Linked DNA regions of Mus musculus: region 2 is linked to region 1. A link is a loop called in an ENCODE intact Hi-C map of the cell type or tissue named here. Cell type or tissue: gastrocnemius. All regions are shown on one strand.

Region 1 (2,500 bases):
TCTTAAGTCAGGCACTGGTGGCGTGGCCAGGTGATGGGGTGGGTGACAGGCTGTTCAAGGGTTACAGACTCCAGCGTCCAGGGATAGGGTGGGAGAGCATGGTTCATGAGAAAGGTAAGGAGCTGACAGGTAAGGACACCTGGGGACCTTATCTGGAGACAGAAGAAATGAACACCCAGACACAATTGCACATGCCTTCATCCCAGCTCTCAGCAGCTAGGCAGGCAAACCTCTGTTAAGTTCCAGGCCAGTCAAGGCTGCATAGTGAGACCCTCAAAAAAGAGCAGGAGGGGATCTAGACAAGCCTGGGAGCAGCTGGGCAGTGCCCCCTGCTGGTAGCCCATGGCACAAGCTTTTCTCTTTGCACACTCTCCTAACATCTGTCTGGAAGGCAGCCTCCTGGACCCTTGCTGGCAGAGACTCTTACACACAGGCATACAGGAAACACACATCTTTCCGTTTTCTGCTTACCATGCGCCCCAGCCCGAGAAGCCAATGGCCTGAATGACAGTCAGCACAAACTGGGCTCCAAAGATGAAGAAGAATGTCATGAAGTTAAAGGAGCTGTCGGCTCTGCAAGTGACAGAAAATGCAGGGGTCACCCACACTCCCAGGAGGGAGGACTGAGTGTCAAGGTTCCCTTGTCCCTCATGGACTGAAGTGACTAAGGCTTTCCTCCAAGCACTCAGCCTGGGATGCCACTGCCTCAGGGGACACCACAGGCAGAACTGGAGCCCCAGTATCATGGAGAGTGGCAAAAACGCCTTGTCACCGTGAGGGTGAAGGGCCATCGGTAGGCTGCTCCTGCTTGGAAGGAAGGGGGCTTCTGGGAGTGGAAGGTGGGTCTCGCTCTGGGGCTCTCTTGCTCCTGCCATGACTTGGCTGAGCAGATATCTGTTTCTCTGAGGAGCCCTCCGGGCCTTCCCCACTCTCAGTCTGTACCTCAGGTGCCACCTATGAGCAAACAACACTCGGAGAGCCAGCTTGCGGGCATCTGCCCATGGACAGATGGTGGACACAGCAGGGTCCATCTACAGGCTGGAGCACTATGAGGCCCCAAACAGGTGCAAGGCTCTGGTACATGCCACAGTCGAGGGACCTTGTGCTCAGAGAAACAAACACAAAAGGCCACCAAGTATGTGCCTTCATACTAAGTGTCCAGAACAGGCCAATCCAGAGATAGGAAGCGGATCTGTGGAGGCTGGCTTCCTTTGGGGTGATAGAATCTTCTAGAAGCAAACACTGAAGCTAACCTACTGCACTTCAACACTGAGGTACTCTGTAGTCAGGAAACCACAAGGCTCACTGAAGCCATTAGAAAAACTTAAAATAGGGTAGAGGTGCTGCTGCCAGGCCTGGTGGCCTGACTTTGATCCCCACAACTTACATGGTAGAAAAAGAACTATCCTGTGACTGCTACGCTGTGTCATGGCACATACACACTCGTGTCTCCGAGTGTAGGCCTACAATCCAGAGGGTGCTGCAGGAAGGGGAACTGTAACCATACCTTCCTGCAGGAACACTCCACAGCACCAAGGGAGGGCACAGGGGCACATGGCTCACAAGCTGCTTGCCTAGTATCTTATACCCTGGGATCCATCCCAGCAACCCCAAGACAGCAGTTAGCTGCAGCCTATGGTCATTGATTGCTGACCATGACATAAATGGCCACCCACACTGAATAAGTGGAGGACAACTATTGGTAATGTGGCCGAAACCTATCCTGGATACAATTCTAAGCATGTTCACCCCATGGAGTGGGTCTAAGATTCTGTGGCCTGAGGGCCCCTAGACCAGGCTTACCGGAAGGCCTTGTATGCAGGCCGGAACCAGCACACATAACTGCAGGGAGTGAAGAGAACCAGCCAGAGCAAGGCCAGGCCAAAATTGGCACCAGCTCCGCCCGCAATCCACCAGGCCAGGCAGGCCACCAGGTTCACACCCAGAGTGGCACAGTAAACTGGAAGAGGGACATAGATGGGAGAGTAGGAGGTAAGTCACCAGGGACCTCGGATAGGGCCCAGGGACCCACCCTACCAGCACATTAGGGATGAGCCTTGCACATCCCCTGGACCACAATGCTCCTGTGCTCAGTGGGGACCCTGCACTCTGAGTTGGGCCCGCCCACCCGGAGAGGCTCACACATCCACAGCCGGTAGATCCTCTTCACCAGCACCTGGTGCTCCACGGGGATCTCATCAGAGAAGTCCTGGTAGAAGCAGGGCTTCAGTGGCAGGAAGGGAGGCAGTGGGGGGAAGTTGTTCTCCTTTCCTGCAGGAAGGAGACCCTCAGGTAGCCTGCTACAGCCAGATGCCTGCCTGAGCACCCTCCCTGTACTTCAGGCTATAGAGCACACAGCCCTGCAGGATCGGCCATGCCTTCTCTGGGCTGCAGCCAGAGTCACACACCAGCATTGCATGTGTTTTGGGGAGTAGAGAGAAGGAAGCCAGTCAGTATAAAGGCCCAGGGTCGGCACCCAGTGTCCAGTTGTCAGGCTAGC
Region 2 (2,500 bases), 82 kb before region 1:
GTGAGGTGTCTGCCACCTCAGCCTGTACAGTGTGCGTTAATGTCCAGCCTCAGCGCCTCCCACAAGCTGTATGTGTGCCAAACTAGCCAACCGTCAGTCTCACACCCAGAGGGCGCTTGGGGCAGGGGATTGCTGCCGTGCCACCTCTTCAGGGGACCCAAGGTCATAGTAGGGGGTGGTTGGCTATCCAGAACTGGGTAATACCCAGTGTGCACTGGGTGGGAGGCCAAGGACATTTCCTGCATACCCTGCATGAAGCGTGTGGCCCAGTGGCCACTGTGGCCGGAGAGCAGTCTGAGGTCAGGAGAACTGTCTGGAAGGCTGTGAAGTACTGGTCAGGTGTGCGATGGCGGTGGGGTGCAGTGGACATGCTATGAGGAAGTTGGGCCATCTGGTATCCACAGACTCTTTGCCTGTGGGCTCCTGCCTCTGGGTACCCTACCTTGACTGGTGTCTACAGTGACCACCATGGGGGCTCACTGTCAGATAGTTGTCAACCTCTGTTTGTTTTTATTGATTTTGACATGGTCTCACTCTATAGACCAGGCTGGCTTTGAATTCACAGAAATCTACCTGCTTCTGCCCCAGGGTGCTGTGATTACAGGCTTTGCCACATGGGAAGCTCTTGTTTTGTTTTTGTGACAGAGTCTCATGTTTGCCAGGGCTGGTCTGGAAATAGGTATGTAGCGTTCAATGGCCTCGAATCCCAGCTCCCTGCACCTGGACCTGAGCCACACTTGCTTTATAGAAACAGGCTTATTTCCTAGATACTTTTCCATAGTGGTGTTGCCTCTAAAGTCAGACTTGGAATGTTGAAGCTGACCAGCATCAGCCCCAGGGAAGCAACCTCTGCTTCTTGTCCTTGTCTCCAGCGTGTGGGTGAGGGAGCAGACCGAGCATTCTCTTGCAGTTCTCGTGACTTCCTGATCTGTGTGCCTTGCGGCTCACTCGCAGGTCTAAGGCACATAGCACAGTGTGTTAAGTTCTGGCTAAGTTGTACAGTCACCACCTCTAATTCTAGAACATTCCATCACCCTATGAACTACGATGTCCTTCCCCAGCCCTCACATCTCGACATTTCCCATCATGAAGTTCCATAGTGTGTCCCTTTTTGTCTGGTCCCACCACACTTAGCTATCTGTCAGACTCTTCTTCCTCTTGTGCAAGTCTCAGTCGTAGCCAGCATGTAGGTACCCAGGCTGTGTCTCTCTCTTGTCCATCTGAGGACCCCGGGCTAAAGCTGGGCTCTGTAGTCAGGGCCGTCATAGCTCTGAGTGGAGGTGTGACTTCAGTTCTGTCCACTCTCCTTGAAGGGCCCAGCAGGCACAACATGGTTGCCACAACTATATAAGAAAAAAAGCGGAAGTGCTGAGGGTTGATGGGAGTGTTATGAGGGTTAAAAGGGTTAACTATGCAGCGGCAGTGCTTGGTGTCTCAGCTCACAGTTGGAGGCAAGAGGGTCATCCCGCTGCATAGTGACTTGGAGACCAGCCTGGGTTACATGAGACCCTGTCTGTAAAAAAGACACACAAGTTATTATTGTGAGTGAGGTGAGGCTGCCTCTGGTGGGAGGGGCTAGCCCACACCACATGCCACTCCCCATCCCAGCTTCCCCTTCTGCCTGTGCTGTCTCTCCAGTTTCCCTAGCAACTTGTTACGCCCCAAGGTCCAACTCCAGTTGCCTTTCCCCGATGGCCTAGCCCATCTCAGGGAGCATGGTGCAGTGGGTCCTCCCTGGCACACTGACCTGCTGAAGTCTAGGTTCTGTCCCCAGCTCTTGGAAGAAAAGACTTGATCATTGAATGGAGGGCTGCCCGGCTAATCCGGGTGACTGTGTGTCAGGCTCTTCCTCCAGTCTGTACCGAACCTCTACTCACACAGGTCACACCCGAGGTGCTAGGGACCTGAGCATTGCTTGCTGCAGGTACCACCATCTGTTTTTGTCACCTCCATGTGCTCCCTCATGTTTCCTGAAGCAGCAGTCACAGCAGTCCCTGGCCCGTGTCAGGAGAACACAGGCCCATCTGAGACCATCATTTTGTGTGATGTTGGTGAAACTGGTTCCTGCCAGAAGTCTGCCTGCGTGATGTTTGTTTCTAGAACAGCTCAGAAAAGTCCCTACGCTTACACAGGTCCCACTTCCTTACCCTGCAGCCCATGCTCATCTACAACTTGGGGCAATCCTCCTGCCTCAGCTTCCTAGGTACTGGGATTATAAGTGTGTGTTATGAGTAGTAGCCTCCCAGTTGTTTCTGTGTGGCCCAGACTGGTGTAAGTTTGTGATCCTCCTGCCTGAGCATACTGATTGCTGAGATGATAGTCTGTGCACAAGCCCAGCACTAATGCTGTCCTTTCCGGTTTTAGGCCTCTGGGGACCTGTAGCACAGGCCACCATCTTGCCACATTCTTTGCTTCCTGTTCTGAGAATCAGGTGCCACTAAGATGTCAAACCCATTCCTTAAACAAGTGTTCAACAAGGACAAGACATTCAGGCCCAAAC

The links. Hi-C counts contacts between places; a loop is a spot of excess contacts. Peaks named below come from ENCODE experiments on the same cell type or tissue, not always from the same donor. Only the 100,000 strongest peaks of a DNase experiment are listed, where the experiment ranks them.
Region 2: it touches region 1 in a loop (3-fold over the local background); 15 of 42 quality-filtered maps call a loop at or near these places.

Annotation. Positions count from the first base shown.
Region 1 is chr10:80,609,101-80,611,600 of GRCm38, reverse strand. Scamp4 (secretory carrier membrane protein 4) reads right to left here. Exons shown (of 7, transcript NM_019575.4): 3 at 2,143-2,271; 4 at 1,804-1,960; 5 at 472-573. Mir6912 (microRNA 6912) reads right to left here and starts at 2,341; the gene lies at 2,272-2,341. In gastrocnemius, a CTCF peak has its summit at 344 (motif pointing left); a DNase peak (open chromatin) is centred at 998.
Region 2 is chr10:80,691,432-80,693,931 of GRCm38, reverse strand. It overlaps Mob3a (MOB kinase activator 3A), which reads left to right. Exons shown (of 4, transcript NM_172457.2): 2 at 2,365-2,500. The coding sequence starts at 2,443. Among named protein-coding and RNA genes, the nearest start is that of Mob3a, 9.1 kb to the left of the region's middle. In gastrocnemius, no CTCF peak of the experiment used is centred here; no DNase peak of the experiment used is centred here; H3K27ac peaks cover 1,734 bases.